Linked DNA regions of Homo sapiens: all the other regions are linked to region 1. The links are chromatin contacts, found by Hi-C or POLR2A ChIA-PET in ENCODE. All regions are on one chromosome and are shown on one strand. Each heading gives the region's core, a stretch centred on a gene start or an enhancer-like site at or near the end of the contact. The rest is flanking DNA. Distances are from core to core; before and after follow the strand shown.

Region 1 (3,014 bases), core at 486-2,985:
ACTCTGGGAACCATTCTTGGTTTTCCTCAACCAATCCATCATCCAGTCCTATTCACTTTTTTTTTTTCCTCGAGACAAGGTCTCGCTCTGTCACCCAGGCTGGAGTGTAGTGGTGTGATCTCAGCTCACTGCAGCCTCGAATTCCTCGGCTCAAGGGTTTCTCCCACCTCAGCCTCCCAAGCAGCTGGGACTACAGGCGCGGGCCACCACACCAGGCTAATATTTTGTAATTTTGTAGAGACGGAATCTTGCCATGTTGCCCAGGCTGCTCGCAAACTCCTGGGCTCAAGCGATCCTCCCCTTTGGCCTCCCAAAGTGCTGGGATTACAGCCGTGGGCCACTGCACCAGGCCCTTCATTCACTTCTATCTGCACTGTCACCACCCTAATGTAAGCGAAAATCATCTCTCACATGATAATGAAGCAGCCAAAATGGTCTCTGGGCTTCTCCTGTACTCTCTCCAGTCCACACCAGGGCTCTAAACCCTTTAAACTACCCACTGTTCTTGAAAGAAACCAAACTTCTGAATCTGGCTTAAAAGACCCTACATGACCTCTTCCCCTGCTGCTCCCTCAAACCACTCTCCCCGTCCCTGACCTTGTGCCAGCACACTGGCGTTTCTGTAGTTCTCAACTGTATTCTGTTTCCTCCTGACAAACTCTTAATCATCCTTTGGGTCTCATTTCAGAGCTGGGTCCCCGCCATACACTCTCAGAGCACCCTGAAGTACTTAAGCATTTGTGTAATTATTTTATTACAAAAAGTATAAAATCACAAACTTAAAAACCCAATCGACTATAAGCTCCATAAGGGTAAGTACTGTCATCTGTTTGGTTCACCTCTGTATCCCCAGGAAAACAGGGTCCAGCACACGGTCTGGGCTCAATATTTGAACCCAGACGAGGTGAGGGGGGACAAAGTAGCCACCTAAAAATCCTAACTCAAAAAGATAAAGTTCTAACCGTATGTGGATGCCCATTTTGTTTCAACTCTCTCCACCCCCATTCTCAACGGCTCAGGCCAAATCATACATGGGACCAGATACCTCAGGTCTCCAAGCTCAGGCAGCCCCCGCTGTCTTCCACCCCATAAAGTTCTAAGTCCAAAGTGAGCCCGTCCTAGCTCTGGGGCGAGAGAAAACAGGCCTCTTTCGCCCCTGCAGGTGAGGGTCCCGGACCGCCCGGAGGCAGGTTCCTCATCCAGACCTACTGGCCAGGACTCCTCCACACTATTCCGTGCAGCCATGACGCACGCAGACCGCAGCACTTCGTCAGCGAAGAAGCCGCTGAGCGCGAGGCGCTTCTTCGCGGCTTCTCAAGCACCGTTCAAACCGCGCGTCGGGCCCAAGTGCCTAGCTTCGAGTCGCAAAGCCTCAGATGTCCACCCTATTCAAGGAGAATGGACTGAAAAGACGACGACCCCGGTCCTCTCTCTTTAAGAACCACCCCCATTCGAGCCTGACGGGGGCTCTCAGTAAACTCGCGAGAGCCACCGGCTTCCGCCCGCTTCCTCCTCTCGCCTTGCCGGGCCGGAAGAAAGGTGGCACCTCCCACCCCCCAGCCTTACCTCACAAGGCGGCGCGGACCCAGCTGCAGCCAATCGGCGGGCTCATTGTAGGCTGCGGGGCAGAGAGCCAATGAGAAGTCGCGGCGGACGCCCAGCTTCTCCTCACTCGCACCGGCCCCCTCCCTTCCGCCTGCCGCCTTCCACTCCGCCCCTGGCGGAGGAAGTGATGTCACAGGCCCCATGTGAGCGGATTGCAACACATGCAGCTGCCTGGAGAGAGGGAGCCGGTGTCCTACGTCAGAGCCGCCGCCGCCGCGGAGCCGCCGCCGGGGAGGAGCAGCCGCTGCCGCCCAGGACTGGGCCCTTAGGTAAGGCACAGGGAGGGAAAGGCCGGTGACCTTTGTGGCGAGCTGCACCGGACGGGAGGAGAGGGCCTCTGGGGGATGGCGAGGAAGGGGGCCGCTCTGCCCCAGCGGCGGCGCTAACTCTGTGGTCTTGGTGTCTCCGGGCCCCGCCGGGCCGCTCTAGGGAGGAGGAGGCGAGAAGATGGCGGACGACCCCAGTGCTGCCGACAGGAACGTGGAGATCTGGAAGATCAAGAAGCTCATTAAGAGCTTGGAGGCGGCCCGCGGGTGAGCGCCGCGTCCGGCACCCTCCGTGCCCTCTTGGTTCCCGGACCCCTCAGGATGGACGCCCCCGCGCCGCATGGCCGGATGAGGAGAACCAGGCACTAGCCAACTCCCGCCTTCTGGATCTCTGGGTAGTAGCCCCTGACCCAGGGGCGAGGGTCGGCGCGGTTGGCCCGAGAAGGGGTCCTTTCCCCGCATGGGGGTAAGGGGCCCGCGCTCCCCGGTTTAGATCACTCGGCCCCCCTCGTGGTAGGCCACCGCTACTTTTGCACCTCTCCCGGGCCCTTAAGTCCAGGTCCTCCCTCTTCGGGCTCCAGGTGCTGCCACCCGACTCGGGTGCTATTGTGGCAAAGTGTTCGGCCTTCCTTTCCCAGGGCCCTTCCCTGATTTCCTCTTCTCCCTTCATTTCTCAGCCAGGCCTCATTAAAATGGCCTCTCCCTTCTGGGCTTCTGAGACCCGGGTGGGTGAAGTTTGGATGGGACGGGAAGCAGAGGTGGCCAGGGACAGCTTCTTTCTGATTCCTGATTTCTCTGGGTCTTCCACCTGTCCCAAGATGACTTCTCCCAAGTCCTCTAATTACCCCGGAGCTTCCTGGTTTTAGCTGTTCCAGGACCCACCTATAAACTGAAAATGCCAACGTACGCGCGATGTGAGGGGTGCTGGGTAGGTTTTGGTTAATGAATCTGCATGTGTATGTCCAGGAGAAATACGGGTTAGGGGGCCGTTTGATAGGAATCATAACTACAGAGTCCCTGCTGGCATTTCTCTGAAACTTGTGGGGATATCGCTGTAGAGAGGCGCCTGATGTGCTTGATGCTTGTTGAGTGAGATTCATAATTGAATTAAATGGGCTTTGAGTCTTGTACATTTTGATAAGA
Region 2 (3,070 bases), core at 183-2,682, 940 kb before region 1:
CAAATTGCTGGGATTATAGGAGTGAGCCACTGCACCCGGCCTTTTTTTTTTTTTTTTTTGAGATGGAGTTTGACTCTTGTTGCCGAGGCTGGAGTGCAGTGGCATGATCTCGGCTCACCGCAAGCTCCGCCTCCTGGGTTCAAGCGATTCTCCTGCCTCAGCCTCCTGAGTAGCTGGGATTATAGGCACCCGCCACCACGCCCAGCGAATTTTTTGTACTTTTAGTAGAGATGGGGTTTCACTATGTTGGCCAGGCTGGTCTCGAACTCCTGACCTCAAGTGATCCATTTGCCTTGGCCTCCCAAAGTGCGAGGATTACAAGGATGAGCCATTGCGCCTGGCCTATTTTTTTTTTTTTTTTTTTGAGATAGGGTATCACTCTGTCACTTAGGCTGGAGTGCAGTGGTGCCATCACAACTCACTGCAACCTCTACCTCCAGGGGTCAAGTGATGCTCCCACCTCAGCCTCCCAAGTAGCTGGGACTATAGGCGTGTTCCGTCATGCTTGGCTAATTTTTTTTTTTTTTTTTTGTAGAGATGGGATCTCCCTGTGTTGCTTAGGCTGGTCTCAAACTTCTGGGCTCAAGTGATCCTCCTGCCTTGGCCTCCCAAAGTGCTGGGATTACTGGAATGAAATCAAGGCACAGAGCAAGCTGGGCTTTGGAGCAACCCACCAGGCTTCAAGTCCCCACTCTCAATTACTTAAACCAGTTATTTCACCTCCCTGAGCCTCGGATTATCCATCTATAAAATGGGGCTAGAATTATACCTACCTGACAGGGTGGCTGGTGAAATGATATACAAGTGAAGTGATATATGCAACACTTGGCATAATGTCTGGAACAAGGTAAACACTTTATTATTATTATTATTATTATAATTTAGGTTGATGCATGGGGATTTTATAACCTACACTCAAACAATGTAGGTCAGATCATTTTTCTTTTCTTTTCTTTTCTTTTCTTTTGAGACAGTCTCGCTCTTGTTGCCCAGGCTGGAGTGCAGTGGCCTAATCTCTGCTCACTGCAACTTCCACCTCTCAGGTTCCAGCGATTCTCCTGCCTCAGCCTCCCAAGTAGCTAAGATTACAAGCGCCCACCACCACGCCTGGCTAATTTTTGTTTTTAGTAGAGATGGGGTTTCACCATGTTGCTCAGGCTGGTCTTGAACTCCTGACCTCAAGTGATCCACCCATCTCGGCCTCCCAAAGCGCTGGGATTACAGGCATGAGCCACTGTGCCAGGCCTGCAATTACTTTTGCTCCTACCTAATATCATCCCCACAACCGCCTTCTGGGCAGAAACCGGCAGGCTCTCTTGGAGAAGTCACAGGCGTGGCCATTTCCTGCAAAGAGCCAAACCCCCATTCCTCTGTGCCCCTCCTCTCCCACCAAGTGCTTTATAAAAATAGCTCTTGTTACCGGAAATAACTGTTCATTTTTCACTCCTCCCTCCTAGGTCACACTTTTCAGAAAAAGAATCTGCATCCTGGAAACCAGAAGAAAAATATGAGACGGGGAATCATCGTGTGATGTGTGTGCTGCCTTTGGCTGAGTGTGTGGAGTCCTGCTCAGGTGTTAGGTACAGTGTGTTTGATCGTGGTGGCTTGAGGGGAACCCGCTGTTCAGAGCTGTGACTGCGGTGAGTGTTTCTAAACACCCTTGGTTTGGGGGTAGCAAAGGGCAATGGAATGGAGGCTTTCTCAAACCTCACCCCTGACCCCAGGACTCAGGCCCAGCTCATCAGGGCTTTGAGGGAAGGTTCCTACCTCCCTTCCTGAGGAACAGGAAATACCCTCCTTCCCAGCACCAGTAAAGCTGCGGTTTGGAGAAACGCCAGGGCTAGAGTGTTGTGGAGAAACCAATCGTTGTTAACATCTCATTTTCAGGCTGCACTCAGAGAAGCTGCCCTTGGCTGCTCGTAGCGCCGGGCCTTCTCTCCTCGTCATCATCCAGAGCAGCCAGTGTCCGGGAGGCAGAAGGTAGGCTCAAGATCAGCCTGGCAGAACGCCAAACCTAGGGCCCCTGGCACCCAGAGGCGAGGGGGTGCCTGCTGGCTGCCCTGTCCCCACTCCCTGAGCTCTGTTTTCCACTTTGTTGACTAAGGTCCTCCCTGGGGTGGGTTCCGGGGACAGGGGAACCCAGGTCCCCAAGGGTTCTTGGTTGGGTACGGCTGCACAGGACAGCTTCAAGTCTGGGTCTGGGATAGTTGCTGCCTTCTTTCTTCACCACACCTGTGGTCTCCCTGGGTCTTGGTGGGGCGTGTATGTGCAGGCCCTGCTCTGTTTTCAGCAAACCTCGCTGAGACAGGAGCTTTGGGGTGACTTATTCCCAGCCTGCCTCCTAGAGGTGTCTCTAAGAGCAGCCTCTGGGAGTGGCTGGGCACCAGGGAAAGGGGAACTGGGAGGAAGTGCCCAGCCAGAGCCTCAGTCCCAGAAGGGCAGGAGGGCAAGGGGAGAATGGTCATGGATTTCTTGGTGCCCACAGATGCCCCACTCCAGCCTGCATCCATCCATCCCGTGTCCCAGGGGTCACGGGGCCCAGAAGGCAGCCTTGGTTCTGCTGAGTGCCTGCCTGGTGACCCTTTGGGGGCTAGGAGAGCCACCAGAGCACACTCTCCGGTACCTGGTGCTCCACCTAGCCTCCCTGCAGCTGGGACTGCTGTTAAACGGGGTCTGCAGCCTGGCTGAGGAGCTGCGCCACATCCACTCCAGGTGACTCACTGCAGTACCCAGGGACGGGGTATCCAACGTGTGTCACTCCCTTGATGCCTAGCCCTGCCCCTCCTTGAACCTCTCTGGCTGAGCTGGGCTGGGGGCTGGGGTCTGGGGTCTGGCTGTCACTCACAGGTACCGGGGCAGCTACTGGAGGACTGTGCGGGCCTGCCTGGGCTGCCCCCTCCGCCGTGGGGCCCTGTTGCTGCTGTCCATCTATTTCTACTACTCCCTCCCAAATGCGGTCGGCCCGCCCTTCACTTGGATGCTTGCCCTCCTGGGCCTCTCGCAGGCACTGAACATCCTCCTGGGCCTCAAGGTATGACACAGGGGGAGGTAGAAGCTCTGGCCAAGTGGT
Region 3 (3,371 bases), core at 599-3,098, 970 kb before region 1:
CCTCAGCCTCCCAAGTAGCTGAAATTATAGGCGCACACCACTACTATTTTTGTAGAGACAGCCCAGACTGTTATGTTGCCCAGACTGGCCTCAAACTCTTGGGCTCAAGTGATCCTCCTACCTCAGCTCAAAGTGCTGGGATTACAGGTATGAGCCACCACACCTTTCTGGGAGCTCCCTTCCTTTTCTCTTTCCTCATCCTCTTCCCATCCAATATCCCAGCTCACTCACCTCCCCAGCCATCTACCACCAACACACCCTACCCAGAAGAAGGACTATTATTGTCCTTAAAAGTCAGCATAGAGTGCTCAAGAATATCTATAATAATGACATAGTGTCCCTTAGTGTTTCCATTTTGTTACTGGTAAAAGAAGCAGCCGGGTGCAGTGGCTCACACCTGTAATCCCAGCACTTTGGGAGGCCGAGGTGGGCAGATCACGACGTCAGGAGATCGAGACCACCCTGGCCAACATGATGAAACCCCATCTCCACTAAAAATACAAAAATTAGCTGGGCATAGTGGTGGACACCTGTAGTCCCAGCTACTCGGGAGGCTGAGGCAGGAGAATTGCTTGAACCCAGGAGGTGGAGGTTGCAGTGAGCTGAGATCACGCCTTTGCACTCAAGCCTGGACGACAGAGCGAGACTCCATCTCAAAAAAAAAAAAAAAAAAAAGAAGCAGCAGCAGCAAAGATGTTCTGGGCATCTTAAAACTTTGGGATCATTATGGGGGAGGTGGTGCAGGTGGTATGTGTGATAGGAATGCTTTTATGTTGGGTCTCAAAATGTGAGGAGTGTTTAGGCAGGTAGAAAAGGTGGCAAAGGAGTGTTCAGGCCAAAGCCTGTGATAAAGCACACAAAGGACGTGGGAGATGACAAGAAACGAGACTGAAAGGGTTGTGCATGCCAAGCTAAACGTGTGGACTGATCCTGAGGGCAGTCAGAAGCCACTGAAGAGTTTGGGGCCAGTGAGTACATTCCAGCAACAGAGAGAAGTGTTAAAATAGCTGATGTTGGCCGGGGACAGTGGCTCATGCCTGTAATCCCAGTGCTTTGGGAAGCCGAGGTGGGAGGATCGCTTGAGTCCAGTAGTTCAAGACCATTTAGAGAGACCCCAACTCTACAAAAAAAATGAACAAAAGTAGCCAGTCGTGGTGGCATGCAACTGTGGTCCCAGCTACTCCAGAGGCTGAGGAGGAAGAATGGCTTGAGCCCAGGCAATTGAGGCTCAAGTGGGCCAAGATCATGCCACTGCACTCCAGCCTGGGCTCCAACCAGTTTCAAGAAAACAAACAAACAAACAAAAAAACGCTGATGCTCACTGAGCCTCTGCTTAGTACTGAAAAAGATGATTTCGTTTAGTCCTTCCAACACTCTTCCAGGGTTGTTAGTATTATTTCCATTGCATTGTAAGGGAAACTGGGGTATGAGATTGTTTTCTCAAGGTCACCGCTAGGAGTTGGTCCTGGATCCTCTTCCTGTCATCATCCTGTTGGTCTGAGAGAGGGTAGGGGTCAGGGAAGGGCTCTGAGACGATGAGAAGACAGGACGGACAACCAGACGCCATGCCCGTCTGGTTGAGGGGGAGGATGGCAGCGCTCTCGAGGGTGAAGCACAGGTTTCTGACTCGGGCTCCTGGGAGGAGCGGGCAAAGGCGTGGAGATGTGAGCCACAGGCGCCAGCCAGTGGTCCCAGGTCCGAGGCAGGACCTGCCGCCCGAGAGGCGTGGGAGCCGCACGGAGCAGCCGCCGCCTGCCTCTCTTGTCCTACTCTGGCGCGAGTCCATCCGGGCGGCGCGGCTGCTGAGAGCAGCGCCCTCTAGCGGAGGCCGGGCCTTGGCCCCGGGCCGGATGAAGTCACCGGCCGGAGGCATGCCGGGAACTGCGCCGCCGCGGCAGTCTTCACCCGCTGGGGGTGGTCTGGGCGCAGCTGCGGCCTGGCCTGTAGGGTCTCTGTCCAAACTGCGAGCCAGTGCACGCGCGAGTGTAGGGCCTCCTGACACATCACCGGGAGCTCTGCGGTACCTTCTCCTGCCTCCCGCGGCCACGGTGGTCTCAGACCCCTTAGATCCCACATTGGATCCCTTCCACCTGTCCTCACACTCCTCCGGCTTCTCTTACCACATTTTGGCCCTTCGACACCCTCGTGCTCCCCGCCTCATGCCTCATATCTCCGGGCCAGTATTTCATCGGGTCACCTCCACATCCCACTCGCTTCTCTCTGTCCCAACTGCCTGTGTCTTCATTCATGCCAACATCGACTCCAGGCTGGATGGCCACACCAGTTACCACCAGTCCGGCTCTTCAACCCATTTTTTGCCCTGCAGCTGGAGGAAGGAAATTTATTTATTTATTTTATTTATTTATTTATTTATTTTTTTGAGACGGAGTCTCGCTCTGTCGCCCAGGCTGGAGTGCAGTAGCACTGTCTCGGCTCACTGCAACATCTGCCTCCCGGGTTCAAGCGATTCTGAGGAAGGGTATTTGTAAAGATAATGTTGTTCCTAGGATTGATGATCTTCAGCAGCCTTCCTTTCATATAAAGATCAAACTTCTCGGTCTGACCCACCAGCCTTTGAGGCCTGGACCCTGCACCCTCCAGCCCATCTTTCACAAAGCCTCCCTCTGGGTGGATCCACAGTCATCTGCATCAACATCACTGGTGGAGCTTGTTTAATACACAGATTCTGGGTCCCTGTGCCAGACCCATCAAATCAGAATCCCTGGGAGTGGCACGCATTTTCACCAGGTTTCCTTAGTTGAGACCCGCTTCTTGCAGCTCCGGAAAAATTACAGGGTTACTGTAATCCCAGCACTTTGGGAGGCGGAGGTGGGCGGATCTCTTGAGGTCAGGCGTTCGAGACCAGCCTGGCCAACATGGTGAAACCCCGTCTCTACTAAAAATACAAAAAATTAGTTCGGCATGGTGGCAGACGCCTGTAATCCCAGCTACTTTGGAGGCTGAGGCAGGAGAATCACTTGAATCCGGGAGGTGGAGGTTGCAGTGAGCCGAGATTGCGCCACTGCACTCCAGCCTGGGCGACGAGTGAGTGAGACTCTGTCTCAAAAACAAAACAAAACAAAAAAAAACAAAAAACCCCAAAAAGCCAAAAACAGGGTTATCTTCCCTCCTAGCCTGTACACAGCACAGGAGGTGTAGTTTCCCCCTACTCAGACACTACACCTCCTCTGCTTCCTTCACATTGAGATTACAGGTCATCCCTCTCCTGCTCTCCTGAAGCCCCAGGCTTACTCCTAAAACAGTGCTTAAGTGGAGTTTTGCCTGTCTGCTTCTTTGTCCCCCAGTCAGAATGTAAACTCCTTATGGCAAGGGTTGTGTCTGTCTTGTTCACAGAGCAATGTGCCTGGCAC
Region 4 (2,899 bases), core at 147-2,646, 550 kb after region 1:
ACTCCTGACCTCATGATCTGCCCACTTCAGCCTCCCAAAGTGCTGGGGTTACAGGCATGAGCCACTGCGCCTGGCCAGAAAATTTTTTAAAATGAGCTGGGCATAGTGTCATGTGCTGTGGTCCCAGTGACTCAAGAGGCTGAGGTGGGAGGATTGCTTGAGCATGGGAGGTCCAGGCTACAGTGAGCCATGATTGTGCCACTGCACTCCAGCCTGGGCAACTAAGTGGGACCCTGTCTCAAAAAAAAAAAGACAAAAAAAAAAAAAGACCCTGAAGGCAATTCAGAAATCAATTACAGGCCTTGAGTGCAAGGGCCTGCGAGGAGGCCCTAAATGCAAAGGAGGGGCCACCAATGATGGGGGACCTTGGGGACCTTGGCAAGATTCCATTATGCCTGGTACCATACTCTTCTGCCACTTTAGGTATGGCTCTGGTGTGATAACAGGCAGCACCATCTCTACCAGAGCACAGAGTGTGTGAGCCCTAGGGGTGGCTACCTCCACCGTTCAAAGGATGGGGCTGCCCCGGTGACCCAGGGAAGAGGACCATGATGGGGATGGGATATGGTATATTGGTCATTTGGAAAAGATTGCTTCACTGAGTTCTGTAATCTTCCAGATAGTTGGCACATTTGTTAAAGTTCACATTCTTTAATATCACTGTTGATTGCATCAGAAGCATCTTTAAGTATTCAGGTGTTTTTGAGCTTATGGAGGAGGATACAGGTTTTCCAGAATTTTGATTTTTGCTTGAAAATTCAAATTTTATATTGTCAGTTTTTCTTAGAGTCTTAGTCGTTTCTGAGAAAATGTCTGCCAGTGTTCAAGTCCTAATAACCATGGTTTAGATGTTAGTCTTTCAAGTAAAAATGGTATTCCGTAATAAAAGTGATTAGTTTAGCTCTCAACAAGGTAAGTTATGCTGCAGAAGTGCTTTATGAGTACTTCCCTTTTACACTGAATATTAAAAAAGAAATGTACTCAAGGAGTAAGATGAAATTAATCATTGTTTTCTGCTTCTCTGTCACGGACTGGCCCCTTTTTAAAAAGTTTCAAGTGGCTGGTGAGGAAGAATGCAGTGGCCACAGTATTACTTGTCTGGACTTATGCTAAGACCCCAAGCAGCTTTTTCTACCATTGATTTTGCATCATCATTGTTGAAAACTTTAAACAACAATTTTAAGTTTATTTGAGCATTAAAGGATTCATGAATCAGGCAGCAGTCAAAACCAGAGGAGGTTCAGAGTGCTCCACTTTAGCAGCCTGAGCATTGGGGCTTTTATAGGCTGAAAGCAGAAGTAAAGAAATAACTTGATTGGGTAGGCATTTGCCTTATTTGGATATGATACAGTGGAAAGTTCCTAGTTAGAGGTTAGTTGGTGGGTTTTGATTAGTCATCTTACTGTTGACATTGGGTTTCAGTTCACTTATGTAGGAAGCCAAGGCACTGGAGCCATCTCAGCCTGATGGCCTCCCAATTTAAGAAATTTGAAAACATGCAAATGTCAGCACAGTGAAAAAGGCATACAGTATGAAGGTACTTCTAACTCTTTCATAGACGGTTTTGAAGACTCTCAGGTTTATAGACCTCTTTTTGAGAACCAGTGGTTTAAATGTTTGCTTGTGAGTTGTATTGATTGGTCTGTTCATGTATCTGTTATTTCTGCAGTTGTCATTAGCTATGTTTTGTTAAGATTTAAGCTGTCTTCAGAGTGGAAAAAATGGTGGAGTTTGGGGTGTGAGCAGCCTAGGGTGCATGAAAAAGCAGTAGTTTTGTTTGATTGATCCTGAGGTTCTTATCCATGAAGTCCATGGAAATCTCAAGATTGTTTCTAAATTGTTGTTTTATATCCACATGTTTATCATTTAGCTTTATATATATTATATATATATATATTTTTTGAGATGGAGTTTCGCTCTTGTTGTCCAGGCTGGAGTGCAATGGCACGATCTCAGCTCACCGCAACCTCCGCCTCCCGGGTTCAAGTGATTCTCCTGCCTCAGCCTCCCAAGTAGCTGGGATTACAGGTGCCTGCCACCAGGCCCAGCTAATTTTTTGTAATTTTAGTAGAGATGGGGTTTCACCATGTTGGGCAGGCTGCCCTTGAACTCCTGGCCTCGTGATCCACCTGCCTCGGCCTCCCAAAGTGCTGGGATTACGGGTGTGAGCCACGGCATCTGGCCTCATTTAGCTTTATATTTAAATGTACAAATTTTAGGGGAATTTTTACCTTTAAAAAATGTGAAGAGAGAAAGGAGAGTTCTAAAAGAGCTTTTACCTTTTCTTCCCTGTGCTTTGTAATCTTTTTCCTGTGTTGTATTGGGAAAGTTTATTTTGGCTTGAGGTTTAGGTAATTTTTAATTTATGCTCATGCTTAAGAAACCACAAGCCAAAAAAAATTACTTCGTGTTATAAAGTTCATTTAAAGTTGTGCTTCTGATGCCTTCCTAAAACTCAATTTAGAAAGATGAAAAATTGGGCTGGGCTCAGTGGCTCATGCCAGTAATCCAGCACTTTGTGAGGCCAAGGAGGGTGGATCACGAGGTCATCAGGAGTTCGAGACCAGCCTGGCCAACATAGTGAAACCCCGTCTGTACTAAAGATACAAAAAATTAGCTGAGCATGTTGGTGAGCGCCTGTAATCCCAGCTACTCGGGAGGGTGAGGCAGGAGAATCGCTTGAACGCGGAAGGTGGAGGTTTCAGTGAGCTGAGATTGCACATTGCACTCCAGTCTGGGCGACAGGGTGAGACTCCATCTCCAAAAAAAAAGAAAGATGAAAAATTGAAACTCTCTTTGTGGGTTGCTGATGTTAGGGCTTCATTCTTGTGAGTTCATTGGTTTCTGATGGTTCAATTTTAGATAAGGTGCAGGAAAGAAGGTGTAAGTGATTTAGGAA
Region 5 (3,374 bases), core at 466-2,965, 900 kb before region 1:
CCAAAAATACAAAAATTAGCTGGGCATGGTGGCGTGCGACTGTAGTCCCGGCTACTCGGGAGGCTGATGCAGGAGAATCGCTTGAACCAGGGAGTCAGAGGTTGCAGTGAGCCGAGATTATGCCACTACACTCCAGCCTGGCGACAGAGTAAGACTCTGTCTCAAAAAGCAAACAAACAAAACTACTAATTGAATCCAACCTTCTCGTTTTATAGGTGATGAGACTGAGGCCAAAGAAGAAGGAAAAAGGAGATGTTCAGGATCACGCAATGATTTGTGGCAAAACCCCAGCTATTAATATAACACCTATACAACTTCTAGACCAGTGCTTTTTCCACTTGAAAGGCCTTGTTATCTGAGTTTTGTTTTTTGTTTTTTTTCTGAGACAGAGTCTCACTCTGTCACCCAGGCTGGAGTGCAGTGACGCGATCTTGGCTCACTACAACCTCCGCCCCCTGGGTTCAAGCGATTCTCCTGCCTCAGCCTCCCTCCCGAGCAGCTGGGACTACAGGCACACGCCACCATGCCCAGCTAATTTTTGTATTTTTGGTAGAGACGGGGTTTCACCATGTTGGTCAGAATGGTCTCGATCTCCTGACCTCGCGATCCGCCTGCCGCGGCCTCCCAAAGTGTTGGGATTACAGGCATAAGCCACCGCGCCCGGCCGTTCTCTGAGTTCTTAAGTGGGCATAATGTCAGTGATGCCAGGGCCATGACTGTAGGCAAGGGCTGGAACTGCATGCCCTTTGGTGCTTTTACCCTTCCAAGTTTATGTCCAGGAATATACATCTCTCCCCAACTGCCTAAGTAGGTGCTAGTTGATATCATGATTGATTTGGTCTTCTTGGGTAAGACCTCAGTTAATTCTGGGTAATTTTTTGTTTGGGGATGAACTGTAGCCATCCACCTATGAAGAAAGTGTTGCTTTTATTCTTTGCTAGGTTCCATCCATACCTGGATGAGGAACAGCAAGAATATTTATTTCCTCATTTCCTTTTTACTAATCTCAATGTCTGGTCCTTCAGAAAAGAAACGAATGGGCTAAAGAGATAACTAGACTGGAAGAGAGGAGAAAAGTGTCAGAGGGGTGTTGGAGTAGGATGGGTTGGAGGAAGGACAGGAACAGCAAAGATGGAGGCTCTTCATGCCGGCCCCAATACCTTTCCATGTCTTCTTTCTCCACCCCGATACCCTCTGATGTCCAGTGCCTGAGGAGCTGGGGCAGTAGGGACATACTGAGATTGCCCTCCAACCCCATAAATCTACATCACTTTTCTATTTTCCTGACTCAAGCTTCCAAAGGCTGGGTTCCGCATCCCCAAAACCCATCTCTGAATCTCCAGGGCCTACCACTGACTGCACAGAACAGGCATTAGCGTATGCTTCAAAAAGACATCCCTGAGGAGCATAATAGTCATACTGTCACCCTCTAGCCTATAGTTTGCGAAGCCCTTTCCAGGCAGGACTTCAGTCGCCCCTCCTTGGATGTCCCTAGGGTTAGGCAGGGCCGAAGCCACTATCCCAACTCTACAAATGAGGAAAAGCCAAGAGCCGTGCTGCAGGCAGCTGGCAGCTGGCAGCAGCACTCTTCCACAGATCTCCTGACGAAGGTCGAGCACTTCTCTGCGTCTCCCACGGCCTCTGGCGCAGAGCCTGCCGGGAGTTGTAGTCCAGTGCCCCGGGAGCTCATATGGACTGGACTACAATGACCAGCGTGCCCCGCGCTCCGCGCCCCCTTCTCTTTCAGCCTCGGGCACGGGGGAGGCTCGGCGGACCTGCTGATTGGGAACCGATATGGCGGCGACTCTGGGCAGCGGGGAGCGCTGGACGGAAGGTACTAGGTCCCCGCCTGAAGGAGGGATAGGGCGGCCTTCGGGAGAGATCAGGGATGAGGATCCTGAAGACGCACAAGGGCTGAGATCCTGGGTCTGAGGTGATGGATAGAGGCCTGTGAAAAGATGCTGAGCCTGAGTAGGGTTGCGGATGGGGTAGGGAAGCTGGGGACCGACCGCGAGCCCAGAGTCACCGGTGACGACTTGTTGCCTCCGGCCCCCAGCCCCGCCCCCGCCCGTGCCCCGCCCAGGGCCCGCAGCTGTCAGGCCCCGCCCATGCCAAGGTGACTGGAGGGCCCGTGGGGTGCTGCGGTCTCTCCGCAGCTTGCTAACCTGGCCCTTATCTTTCGCCTAACTGGGCCACCTGACCTTCAGTCCCTGTTTGATCATGTCGCTCCAGCCGGCATCAGGACCAGCCTTTTCCACCCTACAGTCAGGCAAAAAATATTGATCCAATACCTATTGTGTGCCCCGCCTAATGCTGATTCTGCAGTGGGGATTTGACTGACATGGGTCCCTTAGCTCACAAAACTCGCAGCCCACTGAGAGAGTTTGACGACTGAACAGCCAATTACAAAACGGGCGAATAATACAAAACGCCTGGGCTACACAGCAAGGTCAGGGATTTGGAGAGCACACTTACAAGGTACCTAACGCAGACTGGCTGTCAAGGGAGGTTTCTTGCAGAAAGTGTTACAAATGGTGACAAGAAGGATGCGTCGGAGTTAGCCAGGCCGACTTAGAGGAAGACTGTCCAGGAGCAGTGGGTGGAGGTAGCTGAGGGATGTTAAGCGGAAGAAAGATGTTGTTAAAGCCTTTCTCAGGTCCTCCAGAGAAGACATGAGTGCTCTGCCCCTTTTGACTGTATTGCTTATGACCCTCTTTACATTCTGCAGGTGTTGTTATTGAATCTTCTCCCTTTAAACCAGGGGTATCCAATCTTTTGGCTTCCCTGGACCACATTGGAAGAAGAATTGTCTTGGGCCACACATAAAATACACTAACTGACGACTAAATAACTAACTGATGACAGCTAATGAACTTTAAAAAAATTGCAAAAAAAAATCTCATAATGTTCTTTTTTTTTTTTTTGAGACGGAGTCTCGCTCTATCACCCAGGCTGGAGTGCAGTAGCGCGATCTCGGCTCACTGCAACCTCCGCCTCCCGGGTTCACGCCATTCTCCTGCCTCAGCCTCCCGAGTAGCTGGGACTACAGGCGCCTGCCACCACGCCCGGCTAATTTGTTGTATTTTTAGTAGAGACGGAGTTTCACGGTGTTAGCCAGGATGGTCTCGATCTCCTGACCTCGTGATCCGCCCGCCTTGGCCTCCCAAAGTGCTGGGATTACAGGCGTGAGCCACCGCGCCCGGCCCTCATAATGTTCTAAGAAAGTTTACGAATTTGTATTGAGCTCAAAGCCGTGCTGGGCCACATGCCACCTGTGGGCCGCGGGTTGGACAAGCTTGCATTAAACTAACCTCTTTGTGGTCAGGAGTAGATCTTACCCATCCGCCCTCTTGATCTTCTAGCCAAGTTCCTTG

The links. Hi-C counts contacts between places; a loop is a spot of excess contacts on that map. ChIA-PET counts read pairs that join two places held with the same protein, here RNA polymerase II (POLR2A). Pooled maps may share reads with other maps.
Region 2: a map of CD8-positive, alpha-beta T cell shows a loop between it and region 1 (22-fold over the local background). The contact joins the promoter of STING1 here to the promoter of ETF1 in region 1. A Hi-C loop is called at or near these places in 2 of 168 maps with a recorded cell type or tissue (CD8-positive, alpha-beta T cell and naive thymus-derived CD4-positive, alpha-beta T cell) and 6 of 50 pooled maps. POLR2A ChIA-PET finds 5 or more read pairs at or near these places in 1 of 52 experiments (activated naive CD4-positive, alpha-beta T cell).
Region 3: a loop to region 1 is called in a pooled map, with 4 times the contacts of the local background. The contact joins the enhancer-like site here to the promoter of ETF1 in region 1. A Hi-C loop is called at or near these places in 4 of 50 pooled maps. POLR2A ChIA-PET finds 5 or more read pairs at or near these places in 2 of 52 experiments (A549 and activated CD4-positive, alpha-beta T cell).
Region 4: a loop to region 1 is called in a pooled map, with 3 times the contacts of the local background. The contact joins the enhancer-like site here to the promoter of ETF1 in region 1. A Hi-C loop is called at or near these places in 1 of 50 pooled maps. POLR2A ChIA-PET finds 5 or more read pairs at or near these places in 2 of 52 experiments (T-cell and activated T-cell).
Region 5: a loop to region 1 is called in a pooled map, with 9 times the contacts of the local background. The contact joins the promoter of DNAJC18 here to the promoter of ETF1 in region 1. A Hi-C loop is called at or near these places in 8 of 50 pooled maps. POLR2A ChIA-PET finds 5 or more read pairs at or near these places in 3 of 52 experiments (H1, activated CD4-positive, alpha-beta T cell and endothelial cell of umbilical vein).

Annotation. Positions count from the first base shown.
Region 1 is chr5:138,541,957-138,544,970 of GRCh38, reverse strand. ETF1 (eukaryotic translation termination factor 1) reads left to right here and starts at 1,735. Exons shown (of 11, transcript NM_004730.4): 1 at 1,735-1,874; 2 at 2,035-2,138. The coding sequence starts at 2,053. RefSeq lists enhancers at 504-1,293, 1,175-1,574, 1,294-2,083, 1,025-2,224 and a silencer at 1,865-1,914.
Region 2 is chr5:139,481,120-139,484,189 of GRCh38, reverse strand. STING1 (stimulator of interferon response cGAMP interactor 1) reads left to right here and starts at 1,432. Exons shown (of 8, transcript NM_198282.4): 1 at 1,432-1,640; 2 at 1,888-1,980; 3 at 2,486-2,712; 4 at 2,848-3,031. The coding sequence starts at 2,486. It also overlaps the pseudogene LOC101059986. RefSeq lists enhancers at 1,260-1,379, 1,390-1,519, 2,040-2,269 and a silencer at 2,872-3,070.
Region 3 is chr5:139,516,553-139,519,923 of GRCh38, reverse strand. No RefSeq gene overlaps it. Among named protein-coding and RNA genes, the nearest start is that of STING1, 35 kb to the right of the region's middle. Within about 2 kb of position 1,848, at least 30 of the 41 ENCODE cell types and tissues checked have a DNase peak (open chromatin) inside an H3K27ac peak, as active enhancers do.
Region 4 is chr5:137,996,473-137,999,371 of GRCh38, reverse strand. The region is part of intron 7 of FAM13B (family with sequence similarity 13 member B); the gene reads left to right. Among named protein-coding and RNA genes, the nearest start is that of FAM13B-AS1, 35 kb to the left of the region's middle. Within about 2 kb of position 1,396, at least 2 of the 41 ENCODE cell types and tissues checked have a DNase peak (open chromatin) inside an H3K27ac peak, as active enhancers do.
Region 5 is chr5:139,437,866-139,441,239 of GRCh38, reverse strand. It overlaps DNAJC18 (DnaJ heat shock protein family (Hsp40) member C18), which reads left to right and starts at 1,715. Exons shown (of 8, transcript NM_152686.4): 1 at 1,715-1,834. The coding sequence starts at 1,795. RefSeq lists enhancers at 1,345-1,844, 3,145-3,374 and a silencer at 2,048-2,157.